2 separate regions of the Mus musculus genome follow, and region 1 is linked to region 2. The links are chromatin contacts, found by Hi-C or POLR2A ChIA-PET in ENCODE. All regions are on one chromosome and are shown on one strand. Each heading gives the region's core, a stretch centred on a gene start or an enhancer-like site at or near the end of the contact. The rest is flanking DNA. Distances are from core to core; before and after follow the strand shown. Region 1 holds the start of Arid3b (AT rich interactive domain 3B (BRIGHT-like)). Region 2 overlaps Arid3b (AT rich interactive domain 3B (BRIGHT-like)).

Evidence for each region. A loop is a pair of places that touch in the nucleus more often than their neighbours do. ChIA-PET counts read pairs that join two places held with the same protein, here RNA polymerase II (POLR2A).
Region 1: a loop to region 2 is called in a map of heart, with 1.9 times the contacts of the local background. The contact joins the promoter of Arid3b here to the enhancer-like site in region 2. A Hi-C loop is called at or near these places in 8 of 37 maps with a recorded cell type or tissue (CH12.LX, heart, regulatory T cell and 1 more). POLR2A ChIA-PET finds 5 or more read pairs at or near these places in 3 of 5 experiments (all embryonic stem cell).

The regions. Positions count from the first base shown.
Region 1 is chr9:57,835,410-57,838,109 of GRCm38, reverse strand. It overlaps Arid3b (AT rich interactive domain 3B (BRIGHT-like)), which reads left to right and starts at 1,331. Exons shown (of 9, transcript NM_001379353.1): 1 at 1,331-1,428. It also overlaps the pseudogene Gm7547.
Region 2 is chr9:57,797,452-57,800,151 of GRCm38, reverse strand. It overlaps Arid3b (AT rich interactive domain 3B (BRIGHT-like)), which reads left to right. Exons shown (of 9, transcript NM_001379353.1): 5 at 1,927-2,110. Among named protein-coding and RNA genes, the nearest start is that of Gm32510, 31 kb to the right of the region's middle. Within about 2 kb of position 1,296, at least 1 of the 3 ENCODE cell types and tissues checked has a DNase peak (open chromatin) inside an H3K27ac peak, as active enhancers do; it is heart, where a contact is called at or near this core.

The sequences.
Region 1 (2,700 bases), core at 82-2,581, 38 kb before region 2:
TTGTAAATAAGCAAGTTAAGGGCAAAATTCTGGCCAAGAGGATCAATGTGCGGATTGAGCACATCAAGCACTCGAAGAGCAGGGACAGCTTCCTGAAGCGGGTGAAGGAGAACGATCAGAAGAAGGAAGCCAAGGAGAAGGGCACCCGGGTGCAGCTGAAGCGCCAGCCTGCGTCAACCAGAGAAGCACACTTTGTGAGGACTAACGGAAACTGCTGGAGCCCATTCCATATGAATTCATGGCCTAGTGGACAAAAAAGAAATAAGGGACCAGGACTGCAACAAAACAAAACAAACAACAACAACAACAAACCATAAAAGTTTTCATCAGGAACTGAGATGGATTAGTGAGTTAAGAGCGTGGCGCCAAAGAATAAGGGTCTAAATTTGGATATCCAACGCCTCAGTAAAAAGCCAGGTGTGGTGCACACCTGCAATCCTAGCATTTCAGAAGTAAAGACAGGATTCCTGGAGCTTGATGGTCAACTACTTTTGCTAAATAGGTGAGCTACCTTCTAACAAGAAAGAAAAGAGGGGAAGGGAAGGAAGAAGGGAAGGGACAAGAAAAGCCAGTGGCAATAAGTTCTAGGTTTTGGCTGGGATTGTTTTAAGACCCAAAACTAAGCGAGCCATAGACTCTGGATCAAGGATGATGGTCAGTTGGGAGAAAGGTAAAACAAGGAGGTGCATGCATAAATTCACAGAAGTTCCCCAGAGTTAGGAGTCCCAGAAGACAAGGTTTTGTTGTTTTATTGTATAAGCGGTGCCAGGATTCAGCTTCTACCTTTGGAACCTGAAGAAAGAAAACATTAACCCCTGTGACGAGGTGAGGTTGGGGATGGATAGAGGTGGTGTTCCAGAACAGGAAAATTTCAATCCAAAAAGTGAAATTTAGAAAAAAACTAATAAAAGGCTGGAATGCTTCATTAAGACTAGCTGAAAGTTAGCACTCTTTATTCCTTTCTTTCACTTATTACAAACAATTCACAACCACGGCAGCCAGAAACCCGTGTGCTGTAGTCAGTCCTACTCTTTTCAACTCCCCGCGAAAGCACTCACACCGGAACTCCTCTGAGTCCGTGCTCTCCCATTGGCCGAAGCCTCCGCCCGCCTTAAATGGCTTCCGCCCACGGCTTCAACCAGAGGGCGGTCTCTAGGAGTCACTTCCGTCTCGCACTACCCACCCACCCCCACCTCGTTCCCTTTTTAGCTGCTTCCGGCCTCGGGCCCCGCCCCCCACCGTGGGGCCCCGCCCCTACCTGCCCCTCCCCCGCCCCGGGCTGACGGCCGGGCCCCGCAGCACAGCTTCCGGTGCGGGCCCCGCCCCGGCTGTGGCCCCCAGCTGCGGAGGAGTAGCAGGCTCAGCTGCTACGCTGGGGTCTGAGCGGCTGCCTCCTCCCTACCCGCGAGCCCGGAACGCTGCACATAGGTGAGCGGCGCGGGTCGTGGTTCTTTCTGCCGCGGCGGGAGAGGGGCTGTGGCAGGTGGAGGGGACCGAAATGGGAGCCGAGGCAGGTGTGTAGGGGAGACGCGGGCTAGTGAAGCCGGGGTCCGCTGAGAAAAAGTGAGAGCATCGGGAGGAGCCCCGTCCTCCCGGTGTCCAAAGGAGTGGTTTGAGATAAAGAGATGGGAAAGGTAAGGGACCCCCCCCCCCTTTTGGCAACCGCAGAGCGAGCTTAGATGGAGTAATTAGAGAAGAGCCGGGAGATTGGCAAAGGGGGCTTGGTGGAAGTAAAAGTGATAGGGCTCCATTGGGTGGGAGGTAAAGAATGGAAAGAGGGGTCGAAGAGGGTCGGGGACAGAGCTGGAAACGAAGGTAAGGGAAATGGTCACCAAGGCCGGGCTCAAGCGGCAAGCAGTCCGTTGCTCTCGGTTTGGAGGTCCGGGAAGTTTAAAAAACCCGAGCGAGGGATGGAGAGATGAAGTTAGATTTCGGAGACGTAAATTCTCTAGATGTTAGTAGTATTGTTTGAATCCTTGGCTGCTTAGGGATTGGGATGAGATGGACTCTTCGGGAGGATGTGCCAATTGAGTTGTAAAACGGAGTCATCTCTGTCTTAATAAAGACGCTATCGGACACCCCTCTCCCTTGCTGAGGAAAGCCTACCGAGAAGATGGTGCCAACCAGAAAAGAAGCAGTTGTACTATGACTGGCAGGAGTTGGTTGAAATATTCCAGTTGTGTTGTTTGACTTTAAAGATTATACGAATATTTCTAAATGACCAGTGAATTGCTTGCTCTTCTTTTGTGTGCGTTTTGTTTTGTCCCCAACGGGGTTTTTATTTTAAAGGAACAATTTTGCCAACTTTCAGGCTTCCCTACAGAATAAGAACTAAAGCAGAAAGAAAGTATTGCTGCAGGCATAACTTATACTTTCCAAACTGCCAGGAGGAGGGACAGGCAGTAAGGGGCCAATTGGAATTGGAATCTTTTATCCGCCTATGAAAGCTACAACCAAGTGCTTCTAAGAAACAAAATGAGATTTGTCTAGCATGGCTCTGGTTGGTTTTTGAACTCCCCGCCTCCCCAGCTTTAAAAATTATACTCTTTAAACGTGTAAAAATTTATATAAATCAAAGCCATTTTTTTTTCTTGTTAGAGATTAGTTCTCCCATGAATTTTTGAAGATGGTAAAAGGTTACATTTTCTTATCTTCCAACTCAATCCTAAAACACTGGGACAATGCAAATATCAAGTCCCA
Region 2 (2,700 bases), core at 47-2,546:
AGCAGAGACTAGCCTGGAACTTGAACTTGAGATTCTCTTGTCACATGTTTCTCAGTAGCTGGTGGTAGAAGCCTATGTCACTGTCTTTGGGTTACCTGTGCACTTTTAAACCTAACTCCATGACCCTTGTCCAAAGGGCTCAGAAAACGGCTGGTCTCCTCCTATCTGCATGAAAGAGCTCTGGTCCTACCAGGGCAATCCCCCATAGCTGTATTCACACTGCTTTCTCTTCAGGAATGGAGATGTGGTAGAGGCATTCCTGGGGATGACACACAAAATCGCCCTCTGGCCTCCACATGCACATACACAGAAACTTGACATATACACATACAGGGTCTTATCATGTAACCCTGAATGGACTGGAACTCTCTATGTAGACCACGCTGGCCTTGAACTCACAGATCATAGAAATCTACCTGGTTCTCCTTCCCAGGTGCTAAGATTATAAGCACATGCCACCACACCCGTATATTTTGTGTGCCTTGCTGTGTGTGTCTATGGACCATGTTCTTGTATTTCTCACAGAGGCCAAAAGAGGACACGAGATCATCGGAAACTAAAGTTATAGATGGCTGTGAACCTCCATGTGGGTGCTGGGAATCAAACCTAAGTCCTCTGGAAGAACAGCCAATATTCTTTAACTGCTGAGCCATCTTTTCAGTCCCTGCATAATAAGATTTTTTTTTTTTTAATGGGAGGGAACCCTTCATTCCATTGTCCTGCTTGGATTGTCCTGGGAAACAGCAGGGGGACTGGATGTGTTGTCACATCTCAGAAAGCCAGCACTTGGGAGACTGAGGTCAGCCTGGCCAACTTAGCTAGATCCTGCATCCTCCCCCCACCCCCAAAAAAATAAAAATTAAAAATAAAAATAAACCTGTGGTGAGGCCGATGCATTCAGCTGAGGCACGAAGTAGCAGCATTGGAAAGGAGCAGCCTCTATTCAGGACAGCTTGCCATTATGAGGCAACTCAGTAAGGTGGGGGCAGGGAAGGGGTGGGGCTGGAGAGCAGCCACGTACAGTAAGAGAAGTTTGCCATCAAAAGGCAACAAGTCTCATTCACTGCCCCGGATGCTGACCCTTCCCTGTGGAATTCTCTCCTCTGACCTCCAGATCATTAATCCCGGGCTGCCAAATGACAGTCATCCATCACGCCTCCTGACGAGCATCCCGGCCTCCTGTGAAAGGACCTGGGCCCCTCCCTCACTCCTGTCCCCCGGTGCTCATTAGTAGCCCTTCCTGCCCAGTGCCAGGTTTCCTAATCAAGTCCCTGGCTCCTCTCACTTCCCCTCTGGGCCAGTGGGCGGAAGCTGCTCTGACCCTCCCTCTTTAAGAGGCCAGGGGGAGGGTGGAGTGATTAGTGAGTGGGGAAAGAATTGTTGAGTGGCGTTTTATTCCCTGGGAGACCTTTATGTCCAGTAGCTACTTTGACTTGGCTAGTCATAAGAGAAAAAGAAAACATGTCTCTCCATCCTGTCTCAGGAGGGAAGACAGGCAGTCTACAAAGGAGCCTGTTCAGCTACTCTCACACCAGCCCAGCGGGGTGTAGGCAGGTGGATGCGCCGGTGGGGCCTGGGCAGAAATTGATTCCAAAGGTTCCAGGAGTGTAAATTGCCAAACTATTAGAAGTTATCTGAGATTATACTTGTAACAACAAACAAAACACCCTCTACATTCCTCTGCATCAGGAAGACTAAGGGACTTGCTTCAGGCCATAACCCTTGTTAACCCCCTGGGCCTGCCCTGCTTATTCCAGAGAGTGCTGACAGTGAGTCTAATCGCTGTCAGATCAGGGTCAGATCACACTTCTGAAATTCACAAGCACTGTATCCAGCCTACTAATGATGAGCGTGCACAGATTTGATGTCTTCTTGCTCAGCTTGTCTGACCCAGCCCCCTCTCTCTCTCTCACTGGACAATCACAGGCACCCCAATCAACCGGATTCCCATCATGGCCAAGCAGATCCTGGACCTGTACATGCTGTATAAACTGGTCACAGAGAAAGGAGGCCTGGTGGAGATCATCAACAAGAAAATCTGGAGGGAGATCACCAAAGGCCTGAACCTGCCCACCTCCATCACCAGCGCTGCCTTCACCCTCAGGACTCAGTGAGTAGCGGGGCTGAGACGGAAGCCAAGCAGCATGAGGTGTTAGCCCTGAGTGAGGAAGGGAAGAAAATTCCTGGCACGATGAGGAGCCTTTGAGATGAATCCCTCAGACCTGAAAAGCTACCCTCACCATGGCTCCTGAGTGCCAGTATTTTTCTGTTCTGTGTGACTTAAACCTCACAGTCTGTCCTCGCAAGTAGATACTATCCCATTTTGTAGATTATGAAAACTAAGCCTGATCAATTTAGTCAGTGCCGTACTGGGCCAGAAATTCAGACCTGGGCTTCTGTTCCTGCAATATGTGCTCTTTCGAGCACATGACCACCCAGTGGCCGCCCCTCTTACCCTGTCCTCAAGCCTCAGGTCAGGCCAGCCTGGTTGGCCATTGATTAACTAGTTATCAAGGATTGACAGGAACAGTAAATCAGAGAATAGCCATGTAGAATGAAAGCCAACGTGGGGAGTATTTTTCTGGAATGTTCTAGTTGCTCTGTGAGGGAACAGTTGGCATATCTTCAGGTAGCATGTCCTGGCCTTGTCGAAAGATCTTAAGGTTTTGGGGGCCGGAAAGATGGCTCAGCGGGTAGGTG